3 separate regions of the Homo sapiens genome follow, and all the other regions are linked to region 1. A link is an interaction called in ENCODE POLR2A ChIA-PET data of the cell type or tissue named here. Cell type or tissue: B cell. All regions are shown on one strand.

Region 1 (8,000 bases):
GACAGAGGGTGATTCATGAGGTGGAGGTAGTGAGGCCGGGCAAGGGGCATCCTTCCATCAGAACCCCAGGAGCCCAAGACCCCCGGGGGCCTGGGGGGTTATTTCTAGAAGGGTGTTCACCAGAGCCTGACCCTGGCAAGTGCCTGGAGGATGCAGCTGGGAGGTCTGCCTCCACCTGCACACCCGCAGCTTCTCTGAAGGCTGCTTATCAGATGGTCTGCACCGGTACATCACACACACTAGGCCTGTGCCCATGGGGTTCCCTGCTGTCCACGTGCTGGCCCAGCACGGCCACCCTCAGGACAGCAGCTTGCTGGGGCCCAGTGAGGTGGGCAGAAGGCCCAGAACATCCCACATCCAGCCCGTGACCTGGCCTGAGCTGGGTCCCTGGCAGGTGCCCGAGGGTCGGTGGCCTCCTTACGGGGTAGCTGGGTGGCGGAGTGGAGATGGCCACAGATCTCAGGCAGGCTGCTCCGACCTCCGTCCCCTGGGTTCTGGAAGCAGGTCGGGGAATGACATGCCCAGACCCATGTACCTCTGGGAAGGTGCCATGTCGTGCTGCTTACAAAGAAACCCGAGCAGGAGCTCCTTCCCATGGAGCCTGTGCATCCAGCCAAGGCCTCCCAAGCCCCTCTTCTCCCAGGACCTGGGGGTCAAGAGGCACACAAAGGACTCTGACCTGGTCCCTGCCTGCAAAGAGCTCACATGGCACCTGAGCCCAGCACTCCAGCCCCAGGCCCGGGCCTTAGCAGCTGCCTGGGGGACACAGGCTCCAGCCTCAGCTACCTGTTCTCACTCAGGGATTGCTCAGCCCTCAGGCCCGTGTCCTCCCAGGCCAGCTCTGCCCACAGGCCTGGGGACTGCTGAGTCAACCTGGAGCCCCGGAGCCCAGCGTGGGGACCCTCCAGCCCAGGGCACCTCCTGCCATTGAAGCCAGCTGGGTCCTGGCACGAAGGGTGGCCTGGAGGGACCGGAGGGTCCAGGGCCACATCAGTGCCGAGGCGAGGGCCGCGAGGAGGCTCCCAGCTTGGAGACCCGCCCTCCCCTTGCCCAACCTGCTCACACATACAGGACCTTCTCGGGCGGCTTTGAAGTCACTTGGCAGAAAAAAAAAATCCAAACAAAAACCCAGGACTGAAGGAGTCCTCATCCTGGGCCTCTCTGGGTCCCTCACCTCTCTGGCCTGGGGACCAGAGCAGGGATGGGGACACACTTCCCCTGGCTGGGACCTCCCTTGGAGGTGCCAAGCTCCCTTTCCCACTGGCCCAGCTGAGAGCAGGAGCAGTGGCCCTGTCAGGTGCTTGTCCCCCATCCGTTTGGCCATCTGCTCCTCTGTAACAAGGAGGGGTGGGGAGGGAGGAGGTGACCCCTCCCCCTGAGCCCCTACACATGGAATGTGTGTGTGGATGAGAAAGCTGTGCACCCGGGCTGGGCCTGCCCAGCCCAAACCACCCGTGCCCGCCTTCCTCCCACGTGGGGTGAGCCAGACACCCACAGAGGCTGGGCATGAGCGCACTGCAGGTGTCCAGCTAGGCTGCCGCCCGCAGGCAGCACTACATACAAAGAGCCAGGGCAATGGTGAGGGGCCTGGATTCCCCAACTCTGTCCTGCCCTGGCCTGGCCCAGCCCCAGTACCCCTCCCAGGGACTGCAGCTGGCCACACCCCACCCTGCCCTGTCCCTCCCACCTGTCCAGGAGGCCTGACAAGGGTGTCTCAGAGCTAAGAGTGAGGTGGGGTCCTGTGCCCCCCAACCAAAAGAGACATCTTCCCTGTGTGCACATGTGTGGGCGGTTGCAACCCAGAAATAGGAGAGGGGCGCACTGCGTCTCCTGCCCCTCGGCCTTGGATCCTTACAGTCTCCTGGTGGTCTGGCCCCCATCTGGATCTGGATGTGTGAAGAGCTGGGGTGGGGCAGGGCTGGGCTAACTGAACCCCAATTTTCTTCCATTGGGGGGCAGGGCTGGGCTAACTGAACCCCCTTTCCTTCCAGTGGGTGGTGCCCAGGGCCCAGAGCCTGCCCCGGCTGACCTGTCCTCTGGCTAGTAAGGACAAAAGTCTCTCCTCGCAGAAGGAGGCACTCACTGAGCCAGTCCCCCAGGGCTCTGAGCCCTAGTGGGTAAACCGAGGCACAGGAAGGGATCTGCCCAAGGTCTCACACACCCCCAGGAGCCACAGACTCACTGGAAATAGGCCTGCCTGCTGCCCACAACCCAGAGCTCTCCACCAGCCAGTGGGCAGGCCCCGGGATGCAGGTGAGGCTCCTCTAGCTAGCAGACTTGTGGCCTCCAGGACATCAGCGATACCACAATGGGCCCACACCTCTGCAGTAAGCCAGCTGTGGGTGGCGTCTCTATGTGCTCTGCACAGCGCGCCATGGGGTGCGCACCATGATCTGCTTCTCTGAGATGAGGAGAGAGACCCCCAGAGATGAACAGCCATGCTCAAAGTCACAGCCAGAAGTGGCAGAGCTGGGGTTTAAACCTGGTTCGTCTCCCTCGCACAAGAATCGAAATCTGGGCTCACGTCAGCAGATCCTCCCTGGGCACGTGGGGCATAGCCTGCATCTGGGTGTCTCTGGTGGGCTGGTTGACTCTGGCTAGACCCGGAGGCCTGTAGGCAGGGGTCTCCACTCCCACCCACCCCCGGATGGAGCTGGGGCACTACGAAGAGGCAGTGCAGCGGAGGACGGGGCACAGCACACATGGAGGTCAACGGGACCTGGAGAAGGAGTGGTGCATGCTGCGAGTGCACGCAGGGCCTGGTAGCCCACGGCCTCCCCATGGCTGGTGCTCCACGTGGGGCCACCCAGATGCCTGCATTCCTTGGGATCTGCAGCCTGGTGGTCAACAGGACCCGGGGAGCCAGGCCTGAGGCAAGGGCGTGTGCCAGCCAGGCAGAGAGCAGTGGGGCCTGGCGGGGAAGGGTTTTTGCCGTGAACCTTGGCACCCACCAGTCTCTGTCCACAGGGAGGAAACGGGGCTTATTTACGGCTGGGTTTAGCCAGGTGGCACTCTGTCAACCAGAACCGACACCATGGCGCCAGCTATTTCCTGCGCGGTTCTCACTGCCCCACTGACTGCGGGCACCGCAGGGGCTGAGAACAGAGGTGGGACGCACTGAGAGGGACTGGTGGTGACGCTTGGCCGCCCACCAGCGGGTTGGTGGTCTCCAGAGACTCCCTCACGTGGCAAATGCGGTACCTTGAACCCCCAATCCTGGCTGGAGTGTGGGGCAAGTGCTCACCCGCCTGTCTCAGGCCCTCACCCAATTCACGTACGTAAGGCCCCCCGGTCAAGCGCACATAGAACTTTTCAAACCTAGGAGCTGGAAACCTGGCTTCTTGAGAAAATCTGAAAGATCCCACAATATGGGCCGACAAACCATGGGCAGCACTGCGCTGCAGCGTGTGACGCGGCAGCTGCTTCCTTGAAAGGGGCAAGGCGGGCCCAGCCTGCCACACTCCCACTATTCTCTAATGTCTCCCTGTTCCCACGCCAGGCACACGTCACTCTAGTGCACTTCCCCCTACCCCTGGGGGTGTCTCTGAATCTGCTGCCCTGCCCTAAAGCTTTAGCTCCCTGGGCCTCATTCCCTAAGAACAAGTCACCTCCTCCAGGAAGTCTTCCCTGAAACCTTCCTCCCTCCAACCCTTGCCTCCTCAGTTAGGTGCCCACTCTGCACTCCACGGTAACTGTGTGGACCCCATCAAAGCACCCATCAATCTGCCACAATTGTTTGGTTACCTGTGTGCTGCCACCTCCACACTGAGATCCCTGAGATCAGGGACATTCCGTTAGTGGCCTCATGGCCTTGGCTCCTAATGAGCACACAAGCAGGCAGCCTCCTTCCTACTGACCACTGGGGACTGTGGGTTATCGCCTGGCATTGGCTTCCTGTGAGCCTCGGCCCTCCTAGAAATCTGGGCTGGGGGGCAGTCCCTCCCCATGAGTGGAGGAATGATGGGCAGACAGGCAGGCCCCTGGGGCTCAGGGCCTTGGCGCCCTGGCCTGAGCTCACCCTCCTGGTCCTCCCTAGAGTCCAGCTCCATCCAGCACGAGGGGCCACATGCACTTCACCTCCTCCGGGGAGGCCCCACTGCGTGAGACCCCGGGCACCTAGGTTGCAGCACCCAGATACAGAGAATTTCCTTCTGGAGACCAACTGCCCTGGATGGAACAACCTCTCCCCACATCCAGACTGAGAGGTGTGGGCATGCTGGCCACCCCACCCAGGCCAACACCCAGATCGAGCCAGCCCTGTTTCTGGCCAGTGAAGCTGAGCCCTAAGAGGCGAGCCCCCCACCCTGCCCCAGTCGCCTGCAGCCCTCTGTGCCTTTGGCGAAGCAGGCACCAGTGCCCCAGGGCAGGGGCCTAGGAAGAGCTGCAGGTGCCAGTAACAGAAACAAAAGCTCACAGAAGCCGGGGCTGCGCCAAACCAGCAACCCAGGATCCTGGAGGTCTGACAGGGGACCCATCACTGCGAGGGGCCGCGCTACCAACAAGGCCAGACCCTGTCTCCCTAATGTGGCCCACAGGGGGGCCTTGGAGCTGGCCTCTGCTTACCCACCAGCTGCCCCCTCTCCCCGCTCCCGAGCACTCATGTCCCCAACTGCCCCTGCCTCACTTGGTGCCTTTCTCTGCCACCTCCTCTGCCTGGAACACCCTCTCACTCCCTCACTCCGCAAAAGCCCCAACTCAGAGATCCCTGCCCTGTGGTCTTCAGGACCTATCCTACCCCCAAAATAAATGCATGATCAGTGAATGAAGACCTGGAAGGTCTCTGGGACACAGGCCTGGGGGACCCAGTTGGGACCTTCCAGAATGGGGGCTGACAGTGCCATGGGACGAGCACCCCCAGAGTGGATGGCTCTGTCCACAGAGCACGACACTCGGTTCAAGCCACAGTGCAGACGCAGCTCCTGGGCACTCCAAGTCAGGCCCCAAGCAGTGGGCCAGCACATTCCCCAGGACACCCACAGCATGTCCAGACAGCAAAAGTGGCTTCTCTTTTTCTCCTTGTTTTGTACAGAAAGCTTTGAGAGCCAGGCCTCCCGAATTCCAGTGACACGTGGGACTTGGGCCTCCCATAGCCAGGCTGAGGAACTGAGAGGGGAGCGGGGAGGGCTGGCAGCTGCCTGGCAGGGAGTACGGAACCCCTGGCTGCTCCACCTGCAAGCCTGGAGGCGGGACTGGCAGAGGGGGCCTGGGCTTTGGCCATGGGAAGCGCTGGCCCTGAGCTCTGTGTGACCTTGGGCAAATGGCCACTCAGAGCCTCCCTTCTCTCATCCTGAAAGTGCAGCTGAAAAGAGCCCCTCCTGGGGCTACGATGGAGATTCACCGAGATGGTGCAGGTCGTGGGCATGGCAGGTGCTCGCCTGGGTGGATGGGTGGATAGATGGATGGGAATGGACAAACAGACAGTTGGAAGGATGATGCATGCACAGGGATGGACAGGAGGATGGATGGCTGGGGACGGATGGGTGGATGGATGGGTGGGTGGGATGAGTGGATGGGTGAGTGGACAGATGGGCAATGAATGGATGGATGGACATGGATGGATGGATGGGAATGGACAGAGAAGGGTGGACGGCAGGCACTGCATCAGGGTGGATGAGTGGATGGATGGACAGGGATGGATGGATGGGGATGGACAGGTGGATGGATGGATGGATGGATGGATGGGCAGAGATGGATAGATGGAGATGGAAGGACAGAGATGGATAGATGGAGATGGATGGACGGGGATGGACAGAAAAGGGTGGATGGCAGGTGCTGCATCAGGGTGGATGGGTGGACGAATGGACAGGGATGGATAGGGGGATGGACAGGTGGACAGATGGATGGACAGAGATGGATGGATGGGGATGGACAGAGAAGGGTGGGTAGCAGGCGCTGCATCAGGGTGGATGAATGGGCAGGGATGGACAGGGGGATGGATGGATGGGGATGAACAGGTGTACGGGTAGACAGATGGACACGTGGATGGCAGGAACTGCATCAGGGTGGACAGGTGGATAGGGATGGATGGATGGATGGATGGATGGACGGACGGATGGGTGGATGGACCGCTCCCAGCAATTCCTCGTGCTGGCCCTGGCCTCATGGGAACTCATGCTGACCTGACTGTCTGGAGAGCAGGCCCCACCTCAGGAGATGGTGGGCAGGTCCGATGCCCAAGCACCTCAGGGGGGCTTTCCCCATGGGGTTATCAATAGAACCTCAAGGCCACGCCCAGCCAGGCCACCAGGCTCACAGTGCCACACTCCTGCCCTGCGGTGGCCAAGCAGGCCCTGGACAGCTGACTCCCAGACCCTGCAGAGGCACCTGTGTAGCGGCTGTGCCTGGGGACCAGTGGCAAGGGGCCACCCTGGACCCCCTGAGACAGAGAAGCGGAAGCCCCTGTGGGTGCTGACCCAGCCTGTGTCCCCTCCAGGCTGATGGGACGCTCCTCTCATAACATTACTCCTGGCAGTGCCAATCATTGAGAGTCCTCCCACTGGGGACCTGGTGAGGGGCTGCCATGCTTCCGCTCACTTGGTTTTCACAGCAGCCGGGGAGGTAGGTGCCACTGCCCCATCTTACCACTGACCCAACGGAGGCTCAGAGTTGGGGCTGGGAGGCCTGGACGTCTCACTGCCATGCACTTGGATATGCTTGCAGCCTGGTCCAGGGCCCACCAGGAGCCGGGGCCTGGGCTAGCAGGTGGCCGGCAGGGCTCACCTAAAAGGCTCGCTTTGGCAGAGGGACGGGCCTGGGCGTAGGGCCTTGGAGCAGAGCAGCCTCTTGCAGCTGTGCTTGATATTTTGATAAAAACACGTTAAGCACCTGGTGTGTGTTTAGATTAAAAAGAGCTGACTCCGTCCCTCCCAGTGCGCACTCCAACGGCCAGATCCCCCCGAGGTCTGTATGCACCCCCCACCCAGGGGCACAGGCAGGGCACACGCTGGGCTCAGGGCAGGGCACTCACTCTGGGCTGCCCCAGAAGTGCCACCCCACCTCCTCTCTTTTTCAGGCCAAACCACATGGGGGCAGGGAGGCCCCATGTCTAGCCCAGTGGCCCAGGAGAAAGCAGGGGGGCAGGGAGGCGGCACCAGTCCTCCCACAGTGCTCTGGGTGCCCTTGCTGGTCCTAGGGGCGCTGGAGTCACGCAGCCCCACTACTTAGAGCCTAGTGTCATCTCCACTGCCACTCACAGACCCGAGTGCTGGGCTGGGGGATCTCTTCGACAGGTGGCAGTGACACTGATGGGGACTTGCTATCCTGGGTGGTGACACCAATATTCAGCCCAGTAGGCAAAGAAACTGAAGCTGAAGGCCAGGTGAGGGGCCTGCCTGGAGCTCTATGCCACTGTGTTAGGCAGGGCTCCCCAGAGGGAAAAGACTCATAGGATCCATGTCTATACATGAAAGGGAGTTTATTAGGGAGAACTGGCTCACACGATCACTAGGCGGGTCCCACGACAGACCGTACGCAAGCTGGGGAAGAGAGAAGCTGGTAATGGCCAAGTCCGAGTCCAAAATCCTCAAAAGTAGGGAAGCCGACACCTCCCGAGAGCTCCAGCTAAACCAGAGTCCAAAGGTCAAAGAACCTGGAGTCTGATGTCCCAGAGCAGGAAGCATCCAGCACGGGAGACGGATGAAAGCCAGAAGACCCAGCAAACAAAGTCTTCCCACCTTCCTCCATCTGCTTTGTTCCAGCCACAAGGACAGCCGATGAGATGGTGCCCACCCACACGGAGGGTGGGTCTCCGTCACCCGGTCCACCGACTCAAAAGTCAGTCTCCTCTGGCAACACCCTCACAGACACACTTAACCAGCCAGAAACAAAACTTTACCAGCCATCTAGGCATCCTTCAATCCAATCAGGTTGACACCTCATATTCACCATCATGGTGGCAGGGCAGGGCTTATACCTGCAGCCTCTGTCCTGGCCTGTTTGCTTAGGAAGCAGGTCCCTTAAAGTCGGGCCTCCCCACCCGTCCACCCAGCTTCATGGTGTCC
Region 2 (8,000 bases), 120 kb before region 1:
CCGGCCCTGCAAGTGCTGCCCGCCTCACATCAGGCCCTGACTGCAGCAAGACTCTTCCTCCTAAAAGCAGAACACAGAAAACAAAGCTGTTAGGGCAGGGCCCTGGGCTCTCAGTTTTCCCATGATTGGGTGTGAGAGGGCTGCTGGCCACCCTCCCGCCCACAGAAACTCTGATGAGTGTTTTCAGGTTCCTGAGGAGGTGTGAGTATGATCAGATACAGGGGTTTTTGTGCTGGTCACTGTGTTTTTCTGTTATGCTCTGCTACTGTGGAACCCAGAAAACTTTTGAGCCCAGCCCCTCCGTGAATCAGGAGGTGCTGTGCTTTGAATTAGTGTTAACAACATTTTGATAGCTATCGGAAACCCCCTGCAAGCAAGACAGATTTCAGTATCTCTGGCACCAAGAATGTTGAGACTTGACTTAACGTGGTGATTGTGTTCTTTGTTTCAGCAGACATTTCCTGAGCAGCTCTTTGTGCCAGGTTCTGGGGACTCAGGGGACTGAGGCTGGGCTCATGCCCTCCAGAAGCACACAGTCTGTAGGGGTGGCAGCTTGCTGGTTCATTTCATGGCCCTGTGATTCAAGCTCTGCATTCTGCACAGAGGCAGAGGGCGTGACCTGACTCAGTGTGGAGTGTGGAGGTCTTCCTGGAGGTGGTGACACCTGAGCTGAGTCTAAAAGATGAGGTTAGAGAGTCTGGAGGCTGAGAGGGCAGCAGGGAGCAGGGGAAGTGGGTGGCAAGTTCTAGCCTGAGAGACCAGCATGAGCAGAGGTCTGGAGGCAGGAAACTGCATGTGGTATTTGGAGAACTCCAGAATGTTTTAAGAATAGGCAGTACATGCATGTGTACAAACTCAGCAGTGAAAAGCAGTTTCCTCATCCCTGTCCCCAGCTACACGTCTCCCTCCTTCCTGGGGGGAGCTCCTGTTGTCATTTTCTTGTTTGTCCTCCCAGAGATATTCCATATGCATGTGCAAGAATATGCAGATATATACACACACAAATGTGTGTATAAAAATACAGTATTTTTTATATTTTTGATTTTAGAAAGTATTACCTATTTCTTGTGAAAGTCAATATCTCGTTTGGTTCAAAATTGAAAACATACAAAAAGCCATTTCTTGAAGAGTCTTCTCTCATCTCTGTTCCCGGCTACCCATTTCCGCTCCCTGAAGACAGGTTTTATGTTAAGTTTCCTTTGTATCCTTCCAGGACTTCTGTATTATTGGCACAATTATTTATTTAGTTTCACCCAAATGGGAGCTTAATATACCCACTGTTCTGATCTTTGCTTTTCTACTTAGCACTATACCTGAAGATGGTTTCCTCTTTGGATGTGTTGGGCTCCCAAAGCCTTCTTTTTTTTAATTTTTAAAATTAAAATTTAAATTGACACATAATTGTACTTATTTATGGGGTACATAGTGATGTTGCAACACATATAATGTATGATGATCGGCTCAGGGTGATTAGCATTTCCAACATCTCAAACGTTTATCATTTCTTTGTGTCAGGAGTGTTCAATATCTTTCTTCTAACTATTTGAAACTACATAATATTGTTAACTCTAGTCATCCTACAGTGCTATAGAACACTAGAACGTACTCCTTCTATCTGGCTGTAATTTTGTATCCTTTAACAAATCTCTTCCTGTTCCCCGCCTTCCCCCTACCCTTCCCAGCCTCTAGTCTCCTCTGTTCTGCTTTTTACTTCTATGAGATCAAAATTTTTTAAGCTTCCACATATTCTCGTAGCCTCTTAGAAAGCTGCGTTTCGTCCTTTGCATGGTGTTGCAGTGTGTATTTATCCTGTCCTTCCTGTTAGGCGGTTAGGCCACTTCCCATCTTGGCTGTGCCTAACGATACGATATGTACTATTTTGCTCATGAGTAGGACAGTCTGCAGGGCAGGCTGATTTGGCACTCACACACGTGTTCACAGGGAGAGTGAGTAAGGAGGATAGAACCGCACGAGGACACAGGCAGGTTATGTTTTACGCTCATCTCTCTAGAGGTTGACTTGTTCCCCCTTGTGAAAGGCAAGTGACTTTAAGTTGGATTCTGCTGAGTCTTGAGGAAGCTGTCTTACTCCTTTACTGTCTCCCATAAGTAAGCTCTGCAAAAGGAGACCTGGCCCAGTGTGGTCTCTGGAAGCAAGGTTCGCCCAGGGGTGTGGTTGGCGTCGCTTGGGGAGACTCCCTTACAGACTGTGACCTTCAGGCCATACCCTGCAGGACAAGGTCAGCTAGAACTGAAGCCTGCAGTGCGGCTCTGCCAGCCTTGTTTGCTGGGGCCTTGTGGATGTGGATGCCACCTCCGGCACTTGCTAGACTTGGGCCTCGTGAACATCACAGTTCTAGTCAGTAGTTTGTTGATTTATTAATAATTGAAGCGAGTAAGAGTCTGTCCAGGCAGGGGACCTGCCAGGATGTGGGAGGGAGAGACTGCAGGGTGACTTTGCACCCATCCCATGAAGGTTGTGATGCAGATTTCTGAACTTTATTTTTTGAGATGGATTCTTACTCTGTCCCCCAGGCTGGACTGCAGCGGCATGATCCAGACTCACTGCAACCTCCGCTTCTCGGACTCAAGCGATCTTCCCACCCCAACCTCCCGAGTAGCTGGGTCCACAGGCATGCACCACCATGCCCAGCTAATTTTTTTGTATTTTTGGTAGAGATGGGATTTTGCCATGTTTCCCAGGCTGGTTTTGAACTCCTGAGCTCAAGCCATCCGCCCGTCTTGGCCTCCCAAAGTGCTGGGATGACAGGTGTGAGCCACCGCACCCGGCCCAGATTTCTGAACTTTAGCGGTCCCAGTTATTTTATCATGCTATTTTTATCAAGATATTTTAATAATACCCTCTGCCTTTTAGTGCATTTTAATTTAGTTTTTATTTCACTCATCCATCAGTTGTTAATAGTTTTCACTTCCATGGGAGGGGACTGTGGCTTATGTATGTTCATGTCTTCAGCCCCTACCATCATCCCAGCAGTCACAAAGTAGTCACTCAGTAAGGGTTTGTTGAATGAATGAGTACAGTTGCCTGCCACGCAGGCTTTTGTCAGGACTGGTGGCATGCTGTTAACTGTTCATCCAGCACACTGGAAACTGGGTTTTGGTGCTTCAATGTCAACCTCTGACCAGTACTTGTTAAATTTCATCAATTCTGATCCCATCCAGTTATTCAGTCGGATAGGGTTTCTTTTTTTGTTTTTACATTTTATGACTTAAAAAAAAATTATTTTCGAAGCTAGGACCTCACTTTATTGCCCAGGCTGGAGGCAGTGGTGTGATCATGGCTGACTGCAGCCTTGGCTTGCCTAAGTGATTCTCTTGCTTCCGCCTCCTGAGTATCTGGGGCTGCAGGCACATGCCACCATGCCTGGCTAATTTATTTTTTGTCAAGACGAGGTCTCACTATATTGCCTAGGCTGGTATTATTATTATTTTTAAGTCTGAGAACATATCTATGCCACCTCCCTTGGGTCTGCTCCTGATCGAGGTGGCCAGTGTTGGTGGTTTGTTTGTTTTTTTTTTTTTTTTTAGATGAAGTCTCTCTTTTGTCACCCAGGCTGGAGTGCAATGGCGCGATCTCGGCTCACTGCAACCTCCACCTCCCAGGTTCAAGCAATTCTCCTGCCTCAGCCTCCCAAGTAGCTGGGATTACAGGCGCCCGCCACCACACCCTGCTAATTTTTGTATTTTTAGTAGAGACAGGGTTTCACCATATTGGCCAGGCTGGTCTCGAACTCCTTACCTCAGGTGATCTGCCTGCCTTGGCCTCCCAAAGTGCTGGGATTACAGGCGTGAGCCACTGTGCCCGGCCGTGTTGGTTTTTTGATGTGTAACTTTTCCTTCTCCTGCACATTTTTGAACTCCATCCAGATGACACTGGGGAAGAACCCCTTTCCACAGCGAGGTGAAGGCCAGTCCACATTTGGTTTGGGAGGTGCATGGAGGAGTGCTCAGAGGCCTGGCTTTAGAGTTTTGCTGCTGACTTAGTGAATGAGCTTCCTGAGAGCAAGGGAAGTACAACCAAGCCTGGTTCAGATGGCTCCACTAGGGGGACAGTGACAGCTATAGCCGCAGCTGGTGTACTTGGCAGTCTTTCAAGCATTTTGGGGTGTGCTGCGGACAAACAATAGAATGAATCTTTGTTTCTGGAGCCTGGGCCATTTCTAACGAGGAAGATGATTACTCATTTTTGGAAGTTGGGTTAACTCTTCCAGAGTCTTTTGACTCTCGCTTAGATCTGTAACGAAAAGCCGAGAAGAGTTCACCTTGGCATCCCAAGGTGTTTGCTTTAAAGCCGGGTGACTCTGGTTGGCTGTGTCATTTCCTCTTTAACACCCCTCCACCCAGGTCTTTGCCCTAAGTCAGGAGGCCTGATTGTCATATCCAGAGTGCTTAGAAGGAAGTGGGGCAAGTGTTTGCAAATGAGGTGCCCCTTTCTTCTCCTGTTCCCCCACCCCCATGGCATGCCAAAAAATAAAGAAGGAGCTCAAGACCCGTTGAGCAGCTGTTCCTCCAAACTTCTTAGATTAATTCCGTGGCCAGTTCTAAGTAATTTAAAGCCAAATGCCTGGACTTAGCTTTGAATTAGGACTTCATGAAGCCTTTCTTCGTCTTCTTCCTTCTTTCTTCTTCTTCTTTTTTTTTATTTTTTTTGTGAGACAGGATCTTTCTCTGTCACTTAAGCTGTAGTGAAGTGTTGCTATCATAGCTCACTGCAGCCTTGACCTTCCTGGCTCCCTACTCAGCCTCCTGTGTAGCTGGGACCACAGGTGTATGCCACCATACCTGGCTATTTTTTAAATTTTTTATAGAGATGGGGATTTCTCCATGTTGCCCAGCTGGTCTTGAACTCTTGGGCTCAAGCATTTCACCTGCGTCAGCCTGCCCAAGTGCAGGGATTATAGGCGTGAGCCACTGCGCCTGGCGGTGAAGCCCTTCTTTGCAGAAATCTCTTTCTCTGCCTTAAGAGGCAAGAATCTGGTGCTATTTTGATCTGTGAATAGACAGATGGCTGTTGTTACACATGCAGCGGCTCCCCCGCCATTGTGCTGTGGCTGGTGGTGGGAGTAGTCTTACTAGAATTTATCCTGCCCTCCAGAACCCTCCCCTGCAGTAGGAGTCAGGTAGATAGCTTTGGCTGTTTGACCTGAGAGGTGCCACAGAGCTCGGGTATACTTGTCATGTGACAGACCCGCCTGGCAGCTTAGAGTCCCTCCAGTTTTGTTTTGGCAGATGATGGCATTCTCGAATGTGTGGTGGAGCTTGCAGCGCGATGTGGGGGTAGAAGGGAGAAGGCGGAAGGCTTACCATGTGATTGATGAGCCTGTCTGATTAATTTCTACAACAGACCCTGTAGGTTGGTAGATATGACTCAGTCAGATCAGGAAGGGGGAAGTCCTGAAGTGTGAGCTGAGGTTAGGATGTGACCTCTGATGAGTGGGTGGCACATGGGCAACCTGGTGCCTCTCGTGCCTATAGCAGTTCTTACAGAGCTTGTTGGGACCTTCTTGCATCACCTGTCATGTCCCAGTGTGATATAGTCTTAGACCGGTGTGTTGGGGCTACCAGCCTGCAGGCCTCCTAGATAAAGAGATCACTGCCCTCGCAGCTGTGTTCCAAGGCCCAGCTGCTGAGAGATTACCTTCCCTCTGTGCAGTGTCTTTGGGGGTTCTGTGAGAGCTGTAGACACCAACAGGAATGCTTCTCCCTGCCTGCTGAGTGACTGGAGCTGCACCGGTAGGAAAGCTGTGTCTGTAGCCTGGGCTGGGGGTGGATTGTCCTGCAGGAGAGGGAGAGTCCGAGAGCTCATAAACATTTTGTAAAGGAAAAGGAGATTCTTGTCCTGAGAGTTGTCCTAGAAGATGAAGATGTCAAAACTGGTCACTGGCTAACTTCCTGGCTCTCCAAGAAACTCCTCTAAATCAGGTTGTTGTTAGCGTCACTGAAAGACACCAAGATGCCCCTGTATGCATAAGGATTGAGCTTGGAAAATGCAATCACGCATACATCCCCATCCTCACCCCATGGATATGTAAGAGAGGGGCAGGTTCTGCAACACCACCTCCCCGCTACCTCGGTCCCACCCATTGGAAGAGTCCCTGTGGCCTGCTCCGACTCTGCTTTATGGGAGGTCATAGCCAGGGCACTTTGATGGCAGCAAGTAAGGATTTGGCCTTTGCCTTTGTCCAGTTTCCTGGGACCTTGAACTGCAGGTCAGGTCTGAGTAGGACTGGAAAGGCCAGCATAGCAGTTGTTCCAGGACAGGCATCATCAGCTTACTGTCCTTTCTTATAGTTCATTCAGTACCTTCAAATCTATTGATTTTCATGCTCTCTCCAGAGTTGCCATTTGCCTGTGACACGTGAGGAAACTGAGGCCCAGAGAGTCATAAAGACCTGGCTGAAGCCACACAGCTGATACGTGACTACAGTTAGAGTCTCACTAGTCAGAAACGGAGCTTATCTGGCCCAGCATCCTATTTGACTCATGAGGGAACTGAGGCTCCGAGGAGGGAAATAACTTGGCAAACTGGGCAGAGCCAGTAAGTGGCACTGTCAAGCCCAGAGCCCCCATCCCCTAAGTCCTGCTTGATCCACCTAGGCCACACAGCCTTTTGTTTGGGTCTTTCCATTTTTGTTTTTAAATCTTTTTTTTCCACCCCTCTTCTGTTGGTTTTTAGTCATGGTTTGAGTAAATTCAGTATACTTATAAATAGGTCCGACTGAAGAACAGGTCATGGTTGTCTTAGGCTAAGTGGCTTAACATGATAGTAGATTATCTTTGGGGCCCGCTGCGGTCCCCTCATTGTCCTCTGGTTCTCTTCCCATTCTTTCCCTTCCCCCGGTTTGGAGCAGAAGGCGGCATCTAGCTCTGTGGCCACTCGGTAAGTGTGAGTTCTCCTCTCTCCGTGCCTCTTGTCCCTCGTCTCCTTCCTTTTGAGTGTGTCAAGCAGCTTCCAGTCTATAGCAAGCTCTTCTTTCATAGTGTTTGTGGGTTAAAAGGACATGAGCGGTCGTGAGAATTATGGGAGTGCCTATAGGAAGCTCGTCCATCAGTTATTTTTCATTGATAAATGGACTCTTGACAAGTCATGCATGCAGTTGGCTTCAGTTTCAAGAAACAACATGGGCTGTCTCATTCCCATGTTGAGATTTGTTTTGGCTTTTTGGATCCCAGCACTTTTATGTCCCTGAATAATGTCATTCCTCCCCCTCCTCTTGAAATGTTATTTGCTTTAAAAAGCAGAAAATCCCTACAACATTGAAAAGTCCAGGAGAACAGAGTTCCGATTTGGTTCAGCAGCTCAGTTTACTGTTTTGTCTTGTTTTGTTTTTCCCCCTTCCATTAAGGAGACACATAGGCGAGCCTGGGCCACTTTGTTCAGCCAGGGGCCCAGGTCAAGTCTCTTTCAAGCTGTGTAGTGTGACTCCCAGTCCTTCCCCAAGTGTGGCCTTCGGTGGCCTTTGATTACCTGAAGGACTAGATCAGGGAATATGTTTTAGCCCCAGTTACTGAAGAAAGCACCTCTGAGGACACACCTTCCTGTGGAGGGAGGGATGAGGAAGGGGTGAGTATGCCCTCTCTGTCTAAGGACAGCAGGTGCTTCATGCGTACAGCCAGCCACTCTCACTTGCCCTGCTGAATGTCCACCAGCCCAGTTGCAGGAGCAAGGTGCTTGGAGGACTCAAAAACATATTCTTGGCCCCTAGAAGCTAATGCTGTAGCTGTGAAGACGAGATGCTTTTATCCAATTTATGAGCATTTAATAAGGGCCTATGCCCTGCTAGGAATTGTGCCTACCTAGGGATTTCAGTGTTTCTAGGGATATTTTTGTAGTGCCCCCACCTACAGGGCGTTACCTCCTTAACTTATAGCTGAGGCGGGCAGCACAAGGGTAACGTCTTACATGTTACAAAGGCAGAAAGCTGAGCAAAGTTGCAGAGCTTAGCCAGGGCCCTGCAGCTCCTCTGGGACTGAGCTGGG
Region 3 (8,000 bases), 66 kb after region 1:
CCCACCACTTGGGGGGAGGGAGGCCTGTCCACTATCTCCCCTCTGGCAGGCACAAGGTGGAACAGCTCAGAACAAACAGCCTGCTGCTCCTGTGAAGCCACTGGAGTGGGCACTACAGATGCTCCACAGCATCAAAGCCTCCCTTCCTCACAAAAAACATCCCAAAGGGCTGAGAGAAGGCACCCAGGAGACCTCACTGCCAGGAAGTGGAAAGGCAGCAGCAAGGCTGGGAGCTGCTCAGGCCCAGGGAGGCTTACAGACCCCAGGGAGAGTGACCGTGGGTGGGGAGGGTGCTCAGCAAGCTCCTGAAGCCCCACATGGTGAGCCCCGCATGGTGACCCCACATGGTGACCCCGCATGGTGACCCTGCATGGTGAGACTCGCGTGGTGACCCTGCATGGTGAGACTCGTGTGGTGACCCTGCATGGTGAGACTCGCATGGTGACCCCGCATGGCGGGCCCCGCAGGTGGGAGGACCCAGCAGGTGGGTGGGCCTGGGGTGGGAGGCTCAGGGAAGGGGGCCTGGAATGGCAGTGCCTTGGGGCAGTGCTCAGTCAGAGTGGGGTCAAGGACACCACCGAACCCCCAAGAAGGTCTCCTGTCCACCATGGCCCCTTGGCCGTGTCCTTCCCTTTCAGCACACTCGTGGGCCCTGTGGCAGCACATGAAAGGGGCACAGACCCACACACATTCATAACGGGGCGACTCAAGCCAGCAGCTTGTGTCCATGCAGCCTAAATTACTCGCACCCGTGAGAGCTCCGAAGTCTCGGGTAATATCAGCCCGGCCCATGGGCACTGCAGTGGGGCCCACAGGAGCAGGAAATGGGGAAGCCAGCTCCTGGGCCACCTGGCTTTCTGGCCTCAGTTTCCTTGTCTGAGAAGCGGGGGCAGCTGAAAATGGGTGCCCTGTGGGGACTGCCTGGCTGCCATCTCTCACGAGCACGGTCCGCAGACACCATCTTGTGGGACTGGGGAAGGGCTTTGGGAAGTTTGGGGCTCATGGTGTCTGCTGCAGGCCTAGTGCTGAGCAGTGGACAGGAGTCTCCACCAGTCCCACCAGCCTTCGATGGGGCCAGCCTCCCCGCATCGCCAATGGCACAGCTTGCTCCGGGCTGGGCCCGCCTGCTGCCCGCTATCTCTGATCCCTGATTCATGAGGCCACCCACAGCTGCCAGTCCAGGTCCTCATGTCTGGCAACAAGGAGGATCTCACGGGCAGAACCCTGACACCCCCAACAGCTCACGGGCCCCCATGCACCCCACAATCACCATGCTCCCAGGATCTCTCGAGGTAGCTGGACGGTGGCTGGGGAAGCAGGGAGACTGGGCGAGTGAGGTGGGGCCGCCAGCAGCGGTGCTGGGGTCAGCCAGGCTCCGGGTGCACCAGGTTGCTGTGAATGTCTCTGATTCTCAAATTCTTTACTTAAAATCTGGAGATGATGAAATTTACCTTAAGGCTTACTGTAAATAAGGAGAAAAGTGCTTGTATGTTCCCTAGCACATTCTAAGTGCTAGATTATTCTGAAAAGATGGCTGTTACTTTTATTATTTATATATTACATATGCTGTGTTTATGATTTTTGTTGCTGGAGAGGTCGGGGAGCCTGGGCAGCCTGGCATCCCACAGCAGAGCCAGGGCTCCATTCCTTCATCTCTCAGCAGCAGAGGGACCTCAGAGAGCTTCCAACACGACCCACCAGGATGCACTGTTCTAGCCAATCCTCCCCGATCTGTCTGGTTCCCTAGGCTTGGAGCTGCCGCAGGGAATTTAAGTATCTCAGGATTCCAGAGGTCTTCTGCCAATGGCGGGGGGTCTGTCCTGCTTCCTGCCTTCAGGGGTCCCTTCCAAAATGGCACCAGGTACCCCTCCCCTCACTCTAACCTTGCAGCCCTGCCCTGCCTGTCTCTTGACATCCCCCAGCCCTCTGGCTCACAGAGCCCTCAGGGAGGTTCTTCTCTGGCTCTGGGATACACAGCAGGGTCTCTGGGCCCCAGCAGCTTGGCCTCCCTGGAGCCCAAAGCCTTGGCCTGTCCATGTCCTGCCCTGACCCACCGGGCTGGGGGCTTTCTCAGGGTGGAGGGAGAGGGGCCGGAACAATGGCCCAGCCGGGGAGCTTCCATCCAGCCTGGCTGGGGTGGCCTCGGAGCAGGAGCAGGAGTCTATTTGGGACTGCATGCGGGAACACTACCGCTTCCTCTTTCCTGGTTCCAGACAGGTTAACCCCTTCTTCTCCCTCCTGCTGACTACTGCCAGGACAAAACAAGGACTGACTTCCAGCCCCAGACAGCATCCCTGAAAGCCACAAGGCCTCTGGGCAAAATACTCGGGAGCAAGCCAAAAGGCAGGCCCAAGCCCATGGACCGCAGGGCCAGTCTGCACGCACACGCGGCAGGGGTGGAAAAGCCCGGGGACCCAGTGCCGGCCCCAGCCCCCACCTTACAGGCCTGCTCCACCCCGGCTTCCGCGTCTGTAACAGGGCAGAAGATCACTGGTTCTCAAGCCTTTCCAGTGGTTTTAAAGCAGCAGAACCTCCCACCCCAGCCCAGGGGAATCCTGCCTGGGACCCCGGAAGAGATGAGAGCTTCTCTGGCTGAATTAGGGGAGGTCCAGGGGCCCCACCTTGATCTCCCCAGTTCCCCTGAGGGAGCAGAGCAGAACTGGTGCTCAGGGGCCCACGGCCTGAGGAGCCTGAAGCAGCTGCTCTTGCAGCCCTGTGGCACTGAGCTGATTCAACAGGCCTGAGTGTCTCCTCCTGATACCTGGCCTCTGGCCCACAGGTCTTCACAGCATGCACCCCTAAAGGCCAGCAAGGTTTAAACACCCACCAGACTAGGCCAGGCATGGCGGCTCACGCCAAGCTAATTCCAGCACTTTGGGATCCCGATGTGGGAGAATCACTTGAGGCCAGGAGTTTAAGACCAGCTTGGGCAACATAGCAACAGCTTTGTCTCTACAAAAAAAAAAAAAATGTTTTTTTAATTAGCCAGGCATTGTGGCATGTGCCTATAGTCCCGGCTACTTGGGAGGCTGAGATGCGAGAATCTCATCAGAAGTCGAGGCTGCAGTGAGCTATGATTGCACCACTGCACTCCAGCCTGGGTGACAGAGCAAGACCATGTCTTAAAAATAAAATAAAAGCAAACCACAGGACTAACTTAAAGCTGTGTGGAAACAAATGGAACTGACAGTAACCACCACATGTGGCAGAGTGGTTCAGAGCATAGATGACGGAGTTCGACTCCCAGGGTTCAAAGGCTGTGTGACCTTAGGCAAGTTACTTAACCTCTCTGCAAAGTGAGGACGATGTCAGTTCTCTCTCATACAGGCGTCTGGTGGGTAAACAAGCTCATGGAACAATTTCTGGTGGAGTGGGTCCTGCATCTGTCACTGTTGCGATCAGTGTTTTCCCAACAACCTTAGGAAGAAGACATGTTGCTATCGCCACACACAGTGGCAACGCTGAGGCACAGAGAAGTTAAGTAACCACCTATGGCCACACAATCGAGAGAGGTTTCACCCCTAGGCCACAGCCCGGGTGCCTGCGTGCTGTAACAATAGGCGCCGAGGACCCAGGAAGGAATGTTTCCCATGGCGAAATCTTTCAGATGGAGTCCAGGACACCTGAGAAAATACCAGATTCCATTGCTCTTTCTTTCCCTTTCCTTTCCAGGCCTAGAACTACTTGTAAGGCCTCACTGCTACTTTATACGGTCAGGTCAACAAGATCCTCTCCACCTCGTGTCAGCCAAAGCCACACCACCGACAGCGCCAGCCTGGGGAGCACCCCCCTCGCCGCAGCAGGGCCCCAGCCCGAAGCCCCGAGAGCGCATAGGAACCTGCCAGGCACCGGGCGGGAAGGACGGGCGCTCACAGCGGTCTCGCCTGTCTCCCGGGGGCCTCACTGGGCCTCAGAGCTTCCTGCAAGGCCCCTCACGTGATCCGCTTTTACAGACAGGGAAGGAAGCATGCAGGGGTGAAGTGGCCCAGGCAGGTCAATGGTTAGGTCGTGGGTCTGAGATCTCATCCCCTGCCCTTGACCCCAAAGCCCAGGCCTTTCCCCGGCCCTAGGCCAGGGCTGGTCAGGCTGAGAGCCTCCGGACCTCCCGTCTAAGCCGTCCTCGGCCTCCGACGTGCCGGTGCTGCCCTCTTCCTGCCGTTGGCTCTCTGCAGAGTCACAGATACAGGAGACTAACAAAACAAACTAAAAGACAAGCTACCTGCCCTGCTGCGGTAGAGAAAGACAATCCAGCATCTGCCTCCAGCTGCTGAGCTCCCCAGCACCGGAGGAAAGACGGCCATGCCAAATTCCCGGCATGGGCCGCCAAGCCTATGACATGCAGGGCGTCTTCTCTGCAATTGTGGGTGGCCCATGCAGAGAGACTCTCCTGCGTCACACTCACTTATCACGCCTAGGGCCTCTGAGGGGTTTCCAACACAGCAAAGGGCTCTGCTTTGCCTGGCCCACTGCCCCCAAGCTCCCCACCCCAGGCCCCCTGCATCCCCCGCCCCAATCCCCAAACTCTGCCGTTAGAGCCTGCATGGGCAGGGCATCGACCAGGGCAGATGTGGTCCCTGCCAACCCAATGAGCCTCGACTCATGGGAAAGCCCTGAGCCCCTGTGTCACTCCCTATGCCTCAGCCCCTGCATTCCATATCCCACTGAGTCCTCCTCGCGCACCCCTGAGTCACTCCAGGCACACACTTGGGGTCTGGCCCTGGGCTGGGGCCCTCTGCAGCGTGGGACCCTTCAGGCCACATGGTCTTGTTCATCTCATCACCCTGCACACTGCGGAGCACACGGCAAGTGCCTGCAAAGCTGGGCTGTGTCTTGGATATAGTGCGGGTGGCAGAAGCGGGCCACCTGGGTGAGGACGGGGGGTTTGTCCACTCACACGGGGGTAAGGGAGGACAGAGGCAGGGAAGAGCCATCTCCTCCTCGCCATGCAGTAGGCCTTGACCTTTACTTATTTAAATGAAAAGTCAACGTTTCCAATCAAGCGCCTATCCTTCTGGGAGGGGCTGGTCCCCAAGGCGTGCCACACTCTGTCCGGGTGACACTGACTGCCACAAGGTCATCGGAAGTAAGGGAAGCCTCCAGGCTGTGCTTGGGCAGACGCTCTCCCCTCCCCATCCGAGGACACAAACTTTTGGGTGACATGGTCCATCCAACCCCCCACGCCCCTGCCGCCCCCAACTCTGCACAAAGTGAAGGCAGGAAGCCGCTCTGGGGGGTGCATTTTGCAAATCAGAGCACATGGTCCCTGGGCGAGTTTTCCAAGCCAAGCAGTCTCCCTCAATGGTCTCAGTTTATGGCCCTGTGGTTCTATCCAGAAGTGTTGGCCTGGCTGAATCTGCCCTCAGGAATATCTCAGATGCCTGCAGAGGCCAGGCTGACAACCCCAGGCCGTGATGCACCCAGCATTCCACTCCCATTGCTTCCCTGAACTACCTCCTGCAGCCATGTATTAATGGAGCTCCTGTAATAAAGGTGCTGAGGATACCTGGGAAGTAAGTCCAAAATAAGTCCATTTTACAGATGAGAAAACTGAGGCTCAGTGGTCTTCCTGCCAGCAAGCAGTGGGGCAAAGATTTGAGCCTGGGCTTCTTCTCATTTCCAAAGTACAAGTCCCAGCCCAGTCGAGCACCTGAACATCCCAGAATGCCCCTTCCTCGGGACACTTTGCCACCACATAGCTAATCTTCCATAGGGGCCATAGGGACAGTTGGGACAGACATGCTGGCACTGTCCTGCTACACCCTTACCAGCTGGGTGATGCTGGGTGAGTCTGCAGCTTCCCTGGAAAACAGAGAAGACTTTCTATGCCTACCCAAGAGGCTTGGAAGAGAACCACAAATGCAGAAATGGCCTGGGAAGCTGAAAAGGTTTCTCCCAATAGGGAGGATTGTTGTTATTCAGTTTAACAAACGCAGAGTGTCCACCACAGGCAAGGTCAGGGACTTGGCTCTACATGGGATAGAGCGATAAGCAGATGGAGAGAGAATGAGGAAGCCAGGCTTCTCCCTGCTGTGGAAGGAAGGCATGAACGTGTAAAGGCATGAGGTGAGAAGGAACCCTGTGCTGCTGGACTGGAATCGGAGGCACTGCTGTGAGCTCGGGCTTTTGGGCAGGTCCAGGTGGGTAGGGTAAGCATGGACGCATGTGTGTGTCACACCTGCATACCATGCGCATCTTTCCTACCTCTGTCCACCGCCAGGGCCTGAGCAGCAATGCCCAGAGACAACACAAGCACACCTGGGGCCCTGGGCTGAGATTCTAAACAGTGCCCTCCACTGGAAGGAACTGGGGCTCCTTGGAGAAATGGCCGATTCCAGGGCTGAAGCAAAGACTGAACAAATGAACCTGAAACATCTTTTTGGGCCAAAATGCAAGGAAGGGCTCAAAGAACGGTGAGGATGTGCCGAAAGGTCACAGGGCCAGCCTGAAGGGGCTGCCAGTGCCTGCGTCGGGGACCATCTGAATATCCCAGTGATGACGGTTAACAGACGATAACCCACTGAATTACATAGGAAGCCACGAGCCCACACTGGCATACATCAATCAGTGGAAAGAAGAGAACATCTTTCCTTAAAGTAAAACACCAGGAGTAAATACAAGGAAGAATGATGGAGTTATTTGGCGACCATCATAGAAATCATTCATTCAAACAAGAAATACTAAGGGACACTAAAACTGGCAGATGAAAGTGGGACATCGCATCACCTCAAAGCATCTCCCCACAAATACGTATCAATCACAAAGGGGAAAAACACATTATGTGGTTGCCATTAAACAAGAGGTCAAGGTTAACATCAGCAATATTTGGGCAAACCAACATTACATGCCTATGAGAACAAGCACAGCACCACTTCTAAGCAATGCTAGCCCCAAACGCGTAACTTGGGTTGTATCATGAGAAAACACCACACAAAATGACTGTCTCGTAATCTTCAAAACTGGCAATCTGTGAGAACTGAGGCGAGGACAGGGAAGTGCTCCAGGACGGAGTCCAGAGAGACCAGAGAGAGCTGCCTGGCCCCGGACTGGGTCTTCCCCTCTCTAGAGGAGTTCATGGAATGATTGGCAAAGCTTGAATGGGGTCTGTCTCTGGGAGAAGGGTGTATGGAATTTCTTTCTATTCTGGAAATCTGAAAAATTATTTGAAAATGAGAAGGCTGCGGGAACTCCAGGGAGTGCCAGGTAATTCTTCTGGAGGTGAGACTGTGTTTTGGGTACAACAGAAACGAGCTTGACATGGCAGCCAGCCCACACCCCAGCTTGCACGGGATTAGCACATGACCTTGAGACGGGGTGTGGGGTTGGAGGGCAGCGGATCCCTCAGGCCCTTGCAATTGGGAGGACTCTGGAATTCCATCACCAGGGAAGGCCTTGAGGATATGGCAGGATCCAGGCAGGCCAAAGAAGAGGTGGTGGGACAGGTGAAGGGCGCAGACAGCATGCATAAAGGCTCCAGGTGGGACTGGCAGGAGGGGAGCTTGGCGGGTGGGCGTGTCCTCATCCCAGGGACCTGGCCTCTCCAAACTCGCAGGGAACACTGGGAGGCCCCCAATGCCCAGAGCGTGTTCTTAGGCCTCTCTCTGACAAGGTGCCAGGGAGACAAGAAGGACGGGCTGGTGAGGCTGATGAGGCTACCTTGGCCGCTCTGCCTGCTTCAGGCCCAGGGAATCCAGGGCTGCAGGAGACTCTGATGGTGGCCCTCGGCCCTGTGCGCTGTGGTGTTCTCCATGCTCATCGTCTGCACCCGTGAAGGGTGGCAGAGGAGAGGGTCAGTGTCCTGAGGAATGGGCAGGCTTGTGGAAGCCTGGCTAAAGCAAGCCCGTGGTTCTTGGAGCTGGGGCCCCAGGGCCCCGAGAGGCAGAGGGCACACAGGGCATGGGGGTGGTGCGGCATCTGGGAGGGAATGAGTGGGGTGTGAGCAGGCCCACATGTGTGGCCTGGGGCGTGGGGGGGTCTGGGCGTGAGTGTATGTATATGTGTGT

The links. Peaks named below come from ENCODE experiments on the same cell type or tissue, not always from the same donor. Only the 100,000 strongest peaks of a DNase experiment are listed, where the experiment ranks them.
Region 2: POLR2A ChIA-PET joins it to region 1 with 12 read pairs; 7 of 35 experiments call an interaction of 5 or more read pairs at or near these places.
Region 3: POLR2A ChIA-PET joins it to region 1 with 17 read pairs; 3 of 35 experiments call an interaction of 5 or more read pairs at or near these places.

What each region holds. Positions count from the first base shown.
Region 1 is chr10:124,596,681-124,604,680 of GRCh38, reverse strand. All of the region lies in intron 6 of LHPP (phospholysine phosphohistidine inorganic pyrophosphate phosphatase), which reads right to left. Among named protein-coding and RNA genes, the nearest start is that of FAM53B-AS1, 100 kb to the left of the region's middle. In B cell, no CTCF peak of the experiment used is centred here; DNase peaks (open chromatin) are centred at 170, 1,450, 3,120, 4,260 and 4 weaker places; H3K4me3 peaks cover 645 bases; H3K27ac peaks cover 6,419 bases.
Region 2 is chr10:124,715,709-124,723,708 of GRCh38, reverse strand. All of the region lies in intron 1 of FAM53B (family with sequence similarity 53 member B), which reads left to right. Among named protein-coding and RNA genes, the nearest start is that of FAM53B-AS1, 16 kb to the right of the region's middle. RefSeq lists an enhancer at 1-50. In B cell, CTCF peaks have their summits at 3,861 and 4,060; DNase peaks (open chromatin) are centred at 308, 4,118, 4,238, 5,338 and 1 weaker place; H3K4me3 peaks cover 3,109 bases; H3K27ac peaks cover 8,000 bases.
Region 3 is chr10:124,530,544-124,538,543 of GRCh38, reverse strand. All of the region lies in intron 6 of LHPP (phospholysine phosphohistidine inorganic pyrophosphate phosphatase), which reads right to left. Among named protein-coding and RNA genes, the nearest start is that of LHPP, 73 kb to the right of the region's middle. RefSeq lists enhancers at 4,385-4,917, 4,918-5,451. In B cell, CTCF peaks have their summits at 3,933, 4,133 and 6,220; DNase peaks (open chromatin) are centred at 2,603, 3,260 and 4,033; H3K27ac peaks cover 4,413 bases.